2 separate regions of the Homo sapiens genome follow, and region 2 is linked to region 1. A link is a contact called in ENCODE Hi-C or POLR2A ChIA-PET data. All regions are on one chromosome and are shown on one strand. The core of a region is the stretch at or near the end of the contact, and the rest is flanking DNA. Distances in the headings are between cores, read along the strand shown.

Region 1 (5,775 bases), core at 1,975-4,474:
GAGCCGAGATTGCGCCACTGCACTCCAGTCTGGGTGACAGAGCGAGACTCCGTCTCAAAAAAGAAAAAAAAAAACTTGTTCAGACCATCTCTTCCCATGATCATGAGTGATGATAACAGCTACCTCCCCACCCCACTGGCCCCAAGACTTAATGCCACTGCTCAGGGTCTCAGGGCCTTCTCTGAATTATCCTGCACCATCAGAAGTAGGGGGCCTGGCCCTCACTCTTGGCCCACAGGGAGTGAGTGTCTCCTCCTTCCCTGGTTCACTCTCCAGGAAAGGCGGTTTGAGGCAGAGTTGTCTGGGTAGGGCAGGCACCGCAAACACGTTGTTCCCTTTTGTCCGGCAGGCAGCTGTGTGTAGACCACAATGCCTTACAAGGAGTTGTACCTGTGGGCCTGCTCCAGTCTGGTTCTCTCTTCCCTCACCACTTGGCCCTAGTCCCAGGGGCCTTCTCCTTCTGCCTTTAACCCTGAAGTCCCAGGCAGGGGCCATCAGAGAGGCCAACTCTGGCCTCTTCTCCTGCACCGAGGCTGTGCTTGGGGCATCTGGGGGAAGGTTTGGCTGGGGTCTCTGGGCAATAGAGAGATGACAAATGAGACACAAACACTTCTGGCCCTAGACGGTTCTGGGCTGCCCCAGAAAAAAAGGGCTTCCCCTGGCTGGGTAAGGTCTGGGTCAGCCCTCCAGCCTGCATACTGCAGGGTCCCTGGCAACCCCCTCTGTCCTCACCTTAAACAAGGGACACTCCTAGAACCAGGGAACCAGAAAGGTGGGGTGGAGGGGACTGGAATTTCAGGAAAGGCTTTGGGGTGCTGTTTTTTTGCTCCTTGTGCTGCCTAGATCAGGACCTGAGTGCCCCCTGCTCCCTCTAACAGCAGCGTGGGGGAGGGAAGATAGGGAGAGCGCCTGTCCTCCCTTTCCAGGGCTGCCATACCCGTCTGACCAGCCCCTCCCTCCCTCCTTCCGCCTTCCCTGTCCCAGGTTTGGCACTGGGCCCAGTCCTTCTCCCTTTGGTCTTCTGTTAAAAGCTTCTCAGCCCTGGTGGGTGCGGGTGTTTGTTGGGGAGGGGGTAGCATGCCTTCCAATCACTCTTGGGAAAATTAGGCATTGTTTAAAGGAGCTGGGAGAAGGCCTGGTGTAAATAGGTGCTAACTGAATTTCCCTTGCTCCATTCAGCATAGCAGGAGGCAGGGCCTGGGGAGGGGAGGGGAGGTGAAGGAGCCACTCACTGTGCCCGCTCTTGGGATCTATGCATTTTTCTGGAAGGGACTTCAATGTGTGGGGTGTGTGTGTGTGTGTGTGTGTATGCACGCGTGCATTGTGAAGAGAGCTTGTCTGTGTGTCTGTCTTTTTAAGTTTGTCTGTCCTCCAAGGAGGGGGCTTCTGGGTCTCTCTGTCCTTCTGGGTAGGGGTCCTATGTGCCTGTCTTTCTGTGAGCCTGGGTGTCTCTCCTAGAGAAGGATGGGGAAGAAACTGTACATCTGTCCTCCCAGTAGGTGGTCACCCCCTTCCCTGGGTCAGGGCTATGTCACCTGTCCCTCTCCTCAAGGGGATCTGGCTGTCATCTGTTGGTCCTCTGAGTTCAGTTTCATCCAGTCCCCACATCACACCCTGCAGTATCTTCCAGAGAACCCAGCCCCAGCCATCAGGTAATTGCAGGTGGAATCTCTGCCTTGGGGACCTAAACCTCCTGCCTTCCACCCACAGCATGCCCTGCCTGGCCCCACCCAGGCCTGGGGTGCCTTGCTCAGCTCCCCAATCTCCAACCTCCCACAGGTGCGTGCTACGTCCCAACCTGCCCTCCTGACTCACTTTGATAATGGGAGACAGGTGCAGGGACTCTTCCTCTATTTCCTCTGGCCCGTTGGGAGCCTGGGTAAAGCAGGAGGGTCCAGGTAGCACCACGAGTGCCACACCACTCCACTGTACCCCCTGCCGTCCTGTCTCACTTCCCATGATTCACTCACTGGGAGCAATGGGAGTGACTCCCGCAAAGAGCAAGAACTATGAAGTCCCTGACATAGCTCCCATCTCCTCTTGCCCCCCCCAACCCCTGCGTTCTCTGCCTTCTAGCCCTGTTCATCATTCTCTAGGCCCTTCAGTGAGGCCTACAGTGTTCACCTGGCCCAGGGGATCCTAGGATCTTGGAAGGAGAGGAAGCCCCTGGGTTATGTTCAGGAAAAGTGCTGTGTTGGATCTCGCTCTTTTTTTTCTTTGAGATGGAATCTCGCTCTGTCGCCCAGGCTGGAGTGCAGTGGCACGATCTCAGCTCACTGCAACCTCTGCCTCCCGGGTTCAAGTGATTCTCCTGCCTCAGCCTCCTGAGTAGCTGGGATTACACCATGGCCAGCTAATTTTTGTATTTTTAGTAGAGATGGGGTTTCACCATGTTGGTCAGGCTTGTCTTGAACTCCTGACCTCGTGATCCGCCTACCTCAGCCTCCCAAAGTGCTGGGATTACAGGCGTGAGCCACCGTGCCTGGCCTTGGATCTCTTTTTATCTTGCACCTTCAGATGTAGAGGGACGACAGCCACTGTGTGTGTATGTGTATGTGTGTGTGTGTGTGTGTGTGTGCGCGTGTGATGTTTATTCACTCATTTATTTATTCATTCATTCATTCCACAAATATCTACCCAGACCCTCTTGGCACTGCACCAGGTGCTAGGGGTAGAACAGTAACCTGGAAAGATGAGGCAAATGGTTGATTTCAGATTCAAGGCTTTGGACTCCAGCTGTTCTGTCATCCAGCTCAGGCAGGCCCTCATAATCGCTTCAATCAGGGAGAACACAGGAGAGTTTCTCTGGGGTGTCGGCAGCTCAGAGGAGACCCAAATACTAGGAGACCCCTTTTTCCCATGCTTCCCAGTCCTCCAGTTTATTTCCCCCAGGAGGGAGGGAGACAAGACCCAGGAGTCAGGGTTGTAGTGGCTGGGCGGCCCAGGCAAGTCTGCTTGTTACAGGCACTTGTGCCAGGACAGGATTTCTTCCAGTTTCATATTCACTGAACTGCCTTTTCCTGGGTTTCTGGGGGTGGTGCTGGAGTGGGCTCCAGGGTTGGAACGGGCCCTTGGGTGGCGGCAGCTCTCTGCTGCCCCCACCTGAGTCCTGCCCGGAGGTGGCAGGTGACGGGTTAGGCCCAGCCCCCTCTGGGCCTAGCCACTCAGGTACGAGGCCTTTCCCCCCCATCCCCCGGGGCTGGGATCTCTTTTATAAAAGGCCATTCCTGAGAGCTCTCCTCACCAAGAAGCAGCTTCTCCGCTCCTTCTAGGATCTCCGCCTGGTTCGGCCCGCCTGCCTCCACTCCTGCCTCTACCATGTCCATCAGGGTGACCCAGAAGTCCTACAAGGTGTCCACCTCTGGCCCCCGGGCCTTCAGCAGCCGCTCCTACACGAGTGGGCCCGGTTCCCGCATCAGCTCCTCGAGCTTCTCCCGAGTGGGCAGCAGCAACTTTCGCGGTGGCCTGGGCGGCGGCTATGGTGGGGCCAGCGGCATGGGAGGCATCACCGCAGTTACGGTCAACCAGAGCCTGCTGAGCCCCCTTGTCCTGGAGGTGGACCCCAACATCCAGGCCGTGCGCACCCAGGAGAAGGAGCAGATCAAGACCCTCAACAACAAGTTTGCCTCCTTCATAGACAAGGTGAGGGTCCCCCCTGCGTGGCTGACTGTGCCCGCAGCCCCTTTCTCCTGGTAGTCCCGGTCCCTATGCACATCTCCAGCCCCCAGCTGGCGTCCTGCTGGGCCTCACCCGCCCTGGCGACACTCTCCCTTCCATCCTCCGACTCACCCCTCCCGTGCACCTTGGTTTGGGCTGGGTGAGGGTGGGGAGAGGGTCTGGACAGCCGGGATGAATCCTGGGGCTTCCTTCTTCCCTTTTAAACTGGAGGGTCTTGGAAGAGAGAGACAACTTAAGGGTACAGCCTAGTTCCCACCACCCCTCTCTACAAATCCCGTTCTTCCTCAGGTCATTCTGTCCCCAAATTATAAAAAATAATAGCGGTTATTGTTCTCACCCCAACCCGAGTTCTGACCGTCTTTTAAGCTATCGCCCTGCGGCAGTCCCAGCTGTTCGGGGACTACCCTCCTCCAGGTTCGCCTCTTCGCCAGCACTACCCCAAGGGCTCCCCAGTGGTGCCTTTGTGATTTTTTTTCTTTCTTTTCTTTTTTTTACATAGGGGTTTGGTGTGATTCTAGCATTCTAGGAGAAGGAAGTGGGTGTCTCGGTTCAAACGGGCAAATATTGATTGAGGCCTTTGGCGCCCGGAGGCCTGAGTGCGGGGGTCACAGAATGAGTCATACCCCGGCCCCTGCGCCGGCAGCGTGGGCGGGGCCGAGGGCGGGGTGAGGGGCTGCGGGCAGCAGTCTCGGGACGCTCTCCTCCACCTGGCGGAGCTCGGCGTCGGGGGCGGTGTGGGTGGGGTGGGGTGGGGTGGGGTGGGCTGGGGTGGGGTGGAGGAGGCGCCAGGGCCTGGCCTCGGAAAGCCCATGCAGGATTCAAAGTCTGCGGGCGTGGGACGCCCCGCCCGGGGTTTACGTCCTGTTAAGTTTATGGCTTCAGATAACGCGGTCGCCCACCAACGCCCCTCGCCCATTCAGCCCGTGTCCCTTTCTCGCGTCCTGTCCCTGCTCCGCCCCAGCGGCCTGGCTCCACTTTCACACAGCAGGAGCCAGGCCGGGTTTTGCAGCCCTGGGACTCCGCTGCCTGAGGGGCCCCGGGCCCCCGGCGGCCCCGAGGATTGGGCCCTTCACGCTGACTGGCTCCTGGGAGGCATTGTGGGAACGGGAGGAGGGAAATCCTGGGGCAGAGTAAGCCGGGAGGAACCGGAGCCCCAGGAACCCAGTGGTCGGGGGCCCTTGGCGCTCCAAGCGCCTGGACTTGACTTGTTGACTGCGTTTTGCTAGCCCTGGGGTCCTTATAGAGAGCAGCTAAGCATAGGCTTTGGAATCTGAATTCTTGGTTCGCACTGCTCTGCCGGTTCCTGGTTATGGACTCCCTTGCCAAGTCTTATTTCCTCATCTATAAAATGAATATGAGAGCCCCTAAATCCATATAGGCAAAAGTTTTTGCCTATTCAAACTTACATATGTAAAGAGTTCAGCAGTGCTTGGCCCACATTCCATTAGGATAAGATGTTATAATCACTTTTTTTTAAAAAATAATTTTGGGGCAGAATGACCTGGGGAAGAAAGCGATTTGCAGAGAGTGGTGGAGGGAACTAGGCTGTACCCTTAAAAGATTTCTGTCCCCTCCAGTTTAGAAGGAGTTACAAGTTTTTTTGTTTGTTTGAGACAGAGTCTCACTCTGTCGCCCAGGCTGGAGTGCAGTGGTGTGATCTCAGCTCACTGCAACCTCCGCTTCCTGGGTTCAAGCGATTCTCCTGCCTCAGCCTCCCGAGTAGCTGGGACTACAAGTGCGTGCCACCATGCCCGGTTAATTTTTGTATTATTTGTAGGGACAGGGTTTCAATATGTTGGCCAGGCTGGTCTCGAACTCCTGACTTCAAGAAATCCGCCTGCCTTGGCCACCCAAAGTGCTGGGATTACAAGCGTGAGCCTCCACGCCCGGCCTCTTTTTCAATCTTAACATCTTTAGAAAGGTTGGCTATTTTTGGCCGGGCGCGGTGGCTTACGCCTATAATCCCAGCACTTTGGGAGGCCAAGGCGGGCCAATCACAAGGTCAGGAGTTCGAGACCATCCTGCCTAAGACGGTGAAACCCTGTCTCTACTAAAAATACAAAAAAATTAGTGGGGCGTGGTGGCAGGCAGGTGCCT
Region 2 (5,656 bases), core at 3,079-5,578, 710 kb after region 1:
CTTTGGGAGGCCAAAGCAGGCGGATCATGAGGTCGAGATCAAGAACATCTGGTCAACCTGGTGAAACTCCATCTCTACTAAAAACAAAACAAAACAAAATTTAACTGGGCATGGTGGCATGTGCCTGTAGTCCCAGCTACTCGGGAGGCTGAGACAGGAGAATTGCTTGAACCCAGAAGGCAGAGGTTGCAGTGAGCTGAGATCACGCCACTGCGCTCTAGCCTGGGCGACAGGGCAATACTCCATCTCAGAAAAAAAAAGAACTTCTGTCTCAAAAAAAAAAAAAAAAAAGAACTTCTAACCACATAGCCACAGTCTGCCAAAGACCCTCAGCCCCCAGCCTAGGTCCTCCCACTCCCAGGACTTGGACCCTGGATCAGCCCTGCTCAAAGGGAATATCCAGAGAATAAAGGCCAGGAGTTGCTAACTTCATAAGGGAGATGGCACTGACCCAGATCACGACCATAGGTGGGGACATGCATTTAGGGGAGAAGATGAAAGATTGACAGAAACTTGAGCAGGCTCATGTGGGAAGGCTTCTTGGAGGAGTGGCCCTCCTTCCCATCATGTCCTGCAGTGATACAAAGATTTTCCCCTGTAGATTCCAAACCCTTTGCTGGCTCCCCTGCCCAGAGAGTCCCTGTCTGTCTCCCCAAGAGTCAAATCCTGCCCCAGAGCCTGACCCAGGCTAGGATGTGCCCATTGGAACATTCACCCAACAACTATGTCTTGCCATCCAGCATTTCCAGAGACCTGATGCTCCACAGGCCAGGAGGCCTCAGGCCAAATGGGGAGCAAGGCAAAGAGGAGGCGCTGAAACTATGACACAGGGATGCCATTCTCATAAGGACATCCAACTGGGCTGCAAGGACACAAACCCTGTTCCCTCTGCCCCCACCCAGGGCCGAAAGGAGGAGCTCCAGGCCAGGACTCTGAGTGGGCAGGTGACTCCGAGAGGGACAGACAGACAGTAAGATAAGTGAGAGAGAGCATGACAATCGAAAACACAGAGGAGGCGGATGAGAATGCGAAGGAGACAGACCACAGGTTGGGTGGGAGTGACGTGGAGAAGGAAATGGGAGGAGGAGAGAGAAAAAACAAGAAAACTCCCCCTCACTTCAAGACCAGTTCCAGGAGGCTCTGGCAGCCCAGCCTAAGCCTCTTCCCCATTCCTCGCCTCTAGCCAGCCCAGCCCCTCCTCTGCTCTTTCTCTGCCTCCTGGATCATCAGGATTGTGTCCTGTTACCAGTGACAGGGGACTGGGGTAAAGGGGATAGACTCAAGAGGCAGGAAAGGGAGATGTAGATTCCTGTCCCTGGACCATGTAAGGACTAGAAGAGCAGGGTTCCGGAGTCCCAGAGGGTACAGGATGTCCAGGTGTTATTTCTAGCGGGGGTTGTCCAAGCCCATCCTCACCTGAAGCCCCAAGCAGGTTTGTTTATTTGTACATCCAGGAGGGAGTTGGAGACTGCTTGGGTACCCAAACATCCTCAGAGAGACGGAAACCTTCCCCCACTTTCCATCTCCCACCTCCCAACCCCTGCCAGGCCTCCTGCTTCCCTGGGTGGGGGTCCAAGCCCCCAGGTGGTTCAGGCTCTGTACCAAGGCCAGGAGAGGGTGATGTCAGGCCCTCTGGCCTAGCTGGGACAGAGAGCCCTGCTCAGAGAGTGCAGCCTGGACCAGGACCCCCAGGGATGCCAGTTCCAGAGTAAAGGGAGTAGAGCTCCTCACTCCAACTGTCCAGGTTCCCATCCATCATAACTGGGTGACCTTAGACTAGGCACTCAAGCCCTCTGAGCTTCCTCCTCTGTCAATTGGAGTGATGAGAATTAAAGCATCCACCTCAAGTGGTGGTTGTCAGGAGGATTGAAGATGAGCTGGGGGAGGAAAGGAGACGGGGTGAGGAGGGGAGAGGGAGGAGGTAGGGCTGGGCTGTTTGTGGAGTTTTGTTTATTTGGGGCTTTTTTGTGGCTGTTCCTGTTTGGCAGCCACAGCAGTGACAGTCAAAGACATCTCTACTGACTGCACCCAAGGAAGACTGTCCGGCCAGAAAGGAAGCAACAGGCAAGCCCCACATACCTCCCCCAGCCCAGAGCCCCAGGCTAGCATGCCTTCCATTGCTCCAGGGAGGTGAAGACATCCGAAAGCAAAGCCCCCTGGTGTGGGGCCCAAGAGGCAAGCCCTGCAAAGCCAGCCTAGGAGCCAGGGACTTGGCAATTAACCAAGACCTGTCAACTCTCAGGAGCTGACTGAGGCCAAAGGAAGGAAGCAAGAAATAGATTTAAGTCATGCACAGGCACTTGGGAGAAAAAAGCGTTCGGCTCCGAGAGAATTAGGTGGCGGGGCTGCCCTAAACTGCACCCCAGACAGTAAGAAGGCAGCTTCCTTCTCTAACCCGCTACCCTTTCTAGGGGTCCTAAAACTTAGAGGCTCAGATTAAAGAGCTCCTCACCCCAACTGTCCAGGTTCCCATCCATCATAATCGTGTGGCCTTAGACTAGACACTCCAGCCCCCTGAGCCTCCTCCTCTGTCATTTGGAGTGATGAGAATTAAAGTGTCCACCTCAAGTGGTGGTTGTCAGGATTGAGGAGCTAATTCCTGCAAAGCATCTGGGACATATCTGATGTATCAGCTGTTATTCTGGCCTTGGCAGAGCCCAGACGCCACTGCTGCCCCCTCCCTTCCCCACAGAGTACACAGGGGTGACGGGTGGGGGGCAAGGTGCTGTGCTTGACCACATGCCATTCGGATGCCAGGCCAGAGTGAGGACGGTGGGAGGCCAAGGTGGCCCCACACGTGGGTGTTGAGTGGGGAGCGTGGCGCACGTCAGTCACCCACCAGTGCCTCGCTACCCTACCCGGCACCAGATCCTGGGATCAGGCTTAGGATGGACCCGTGGCCTCTAGACAGGGTCCTGTGCCCTTGTGAGCCAGAAGTGCCTAGTGTGTGAAAAAGATGTCTGCCCTGGAGGTGGAGGCCCAGGGTCCGCGATGTGACTGGCAAATGGTTCTCCCCGCTCAGGGGCTCTCTCTTCCTCTGGGCCCAGAGGGGGCTGCTACCCCTTCTATCTCTGACCATCTGTGACTCTCCCAGACACACTCCTCTCTCTGCTCTGGCCCCTGCCACCCAGAGCAGGATTGAGCCAGGTCCAGGAAAGACATGCAGATCCAGCCACCAGGGCCAGAACATCAGGACCACCAGGCCAGGAAAGGAGACGCAGGGCTGGGAGAGCTGGTAACCCCCTGGGGTGGGAGAGTGGGGTCTCAGGAACTGTGGAAAGGTAGGCATTGCCCTGGGCCAGGTGGGCCTCTGCCGCCCTGTCAGAGGCTCTGTGGGGGCAAAATGGGGTCTTTTCTATTTCTACTTCACAGATGGTGTAAAAGAGGTCAAAGGAGGCAGAGAAGAGAAAGAAGAGTGGGGAGGAAAGAGTGTGAGGAAGGCAGGGATTCTCATTGCCCCAGAGCAGAGCTGCATTCAGCCATACCCATCGCCCCTGCTAGACTCAGCACCCGGAAGGCAGTACCACTGATTGAGGCCAACTTTGTCCCCTGTCCTCTACCAAGTGCTTTGTACATGCTACCTCCTGTGAGGTGGGTGTTTTCATCCCCACTTTACAAATGAAGACAAAAGTCAAGTAACGTGCCTGAGGTCACATGAGTGGTGAGCAGTCCAGCTGAGTCTTGAACCAGGTCTCACATTTCCAATGCTGAGAGCTCCTTGGCCTTGACCGTCTATGTCCTCCCAGCCTCTGAGACAGTAGGGTGTACATAGTAGGTCCTCAATCAATGCTAGTTAAAGTGAAGGAAGGAAGGAAGGGAGAGGGGGTAGAAGGAAGGGGGAAGATAAGCCAGGGAGACTCTTTGGCAGCCAGAAAATAAATAATAAGTGCTGTTTTCCAGTGCCAGGCTGGCACGGTGCCCAGGATAGCTGCCCTACACTCGGGAGCTCAAGGCCTATGCTTGACTCATCTTTTCCAGAAGTATGTGAGCCCAGATACGTCAGCCTTCAAGTATGCAGTGAGGTCTGCGGTGAGGCGCTCTCTCTTCTCTCCTGCCCCCTTGAATGGCCTTCCTTTTGCCAACTCCCCACCCCCAACCCACCCGGCCAGTCCAGCCTTGGCCCCCTCCCCAGAGCTAGGCCTGCTTTCTTTGGGGCAGGGGGCTGTGGACCAGCCCCCTAAGCAATGCAGATACCTGTTGGGAGGGAGACCTACATGCTGCTGGGGGAGGGGCGGGAGCACCCACATCATCCAACAGGTTGGTCAGGCTGGGAGGCGTCCCGCCCTCCTGCAGCTAATGAGCACTGTGCAACAGGTGTCTGCTCCTCAGTCCCCAGCCCGCCCCAGCTGTGACCAGAGCAACCAGAGCCTGCCACCCGACGCAACCCCAGGCTCACTCGCTCACCCCCCTGGGCCCTCCTGCTTCCGGCCGGGGGCACCATGGCCTGCCGCTCCTGCGTGGTTGGCTTCAGCAGCCTCAGCAGCTGTGAGGTGACCCCGGTGGGCAGCCCCCGGCCTGGAACCTCAGGATGGGACAGCTGCAGGGCCCCCGGGCCGGGCTTCAGCTCCCGCAGCCTCACAGGCTGCTGGTCGGCTGGCACTATCTCCAAGGTGACTGTGAACCCCGGCCTGCTGGTGCCCCTGGATGTCAAGTTGGACCCCGCTGTTCAGCAGCTGAAGAACCAGGAGAAGGAGGAGATGAAGGCCCTCAATGATAAATTTGCCTCCCTAATTGGCAAGGTGAGCACAAGTAGGGGGTCCCAAACATGAAGGGCTGCCAGGCCTGGGCCGGTAGCTGAGCTCTGTGTTTCCCTGAGCATCGATCACCGCGCCCCACCCCTGCACCCAGCCAATGGGGAGATGGCACTGCTAACCCGACAGGCTAGCTCTGAGCAGAGGCTGGGGGAGGGAAGTCCCTGATCCATCCTGGCATGTGGGGAGAAAGGGACCCCAGGATGGCCTTTGAGGGATGTGTTGATAATAACATGCTGCATGACCTGGGGTCACCCACCACCCAGGCAGGGACTGGGGAGGACCACCTAGTGTGGCCAGGGGTGCCCTCTCGCAGGAATGGCTGATGGAGGCATGCTCTGCGGTCCTACTCTGAGGCAAGTGGACAGGGGAGATGGCCTCCCAGGCACCACGCTCCTGTTTATCCCTCAAGCCTCTGGTCCCACAGCATCTCTCTCAGCTGCCCCAGTCAGAAAAGCCAGCAGGGTGGAGGGTGAGTGCGGGGCTGCTGGAAGGAGGTTGCTGCCCAGACTGCTGCAAGTGAGGGTGCAGCTCAGGTGTCAGGAGATAGGAATGCAGGGGACGATGCCTCGAGTCAGAACAGGGAAGCCAGTTGGGCCTTCCTGCACCCTGCGCCCCTCCTGACTGCGGGAGGTGCATCCTCAGCATCACAACCACACTTCCTAGACTCCACTACCCATGGCCTGCAACAGGTCTGGGGCACTCGTGTCCACCTCTGCTCCCAGGGCAAGGGAGCTCCCAAGGAAGTTATCCACTTCCCAAATCTGTTCTTTACTCATCTTCTCCAAGAAACTCCTCCTGACTCTGCACCCTCCTGCACCCTCAAGAATAATCATGATAGTGCCAGCTGCCATTGGTTAATTGCTTACTATGTGCCAGGCACTGTGCTGATGCTTTTCAGGTTT

Evidence for each region. Hi-C counts contacts between places; a loop is a spot of excess contacts on that map. ChIA-PET counts read pairs that join two places held with the same protein, here RNA polymerase II (POLR2A). Pooled maps may share reads with other maps.
Region 2: a loop to region 1 is called in a pooled map, with 2.8 times the contacts of the local background. The contact joins the promoter of KRT80 here to the promoter of KRT8 in region 1. A Hi-C loop is called at or near these places in 1 of 50 pooled maps. POLR2A ChIA-PET finds 5 or more read pairs at or near these places in 2 of 52 experiments (MCF 10A and Panc1).

The regions. Positions count from the first base shown.
Region 1 is chr12:52,902,525-52,908,299 of GRCh38, reverse strand. It overlaps KRT8 (keratin 8), which reads left to right and starts at 3,224. Exons shown (of 8, transcript NM_002273.4): 1 at 3,224-3,642. The coding sequence starts at 3,319. RefSeq lists a silencer at 4,284-4,453.
Region 2 is chr12:52,190,686-52,196,341 of GRCh38, reverse strand. KRT80 (keratin 80) reads left to right here and starts at 4,328. Exons shown (of 9, transcript NM_182507.3): 1 at 4,328-4,739. The coding sequence starts at 4,440.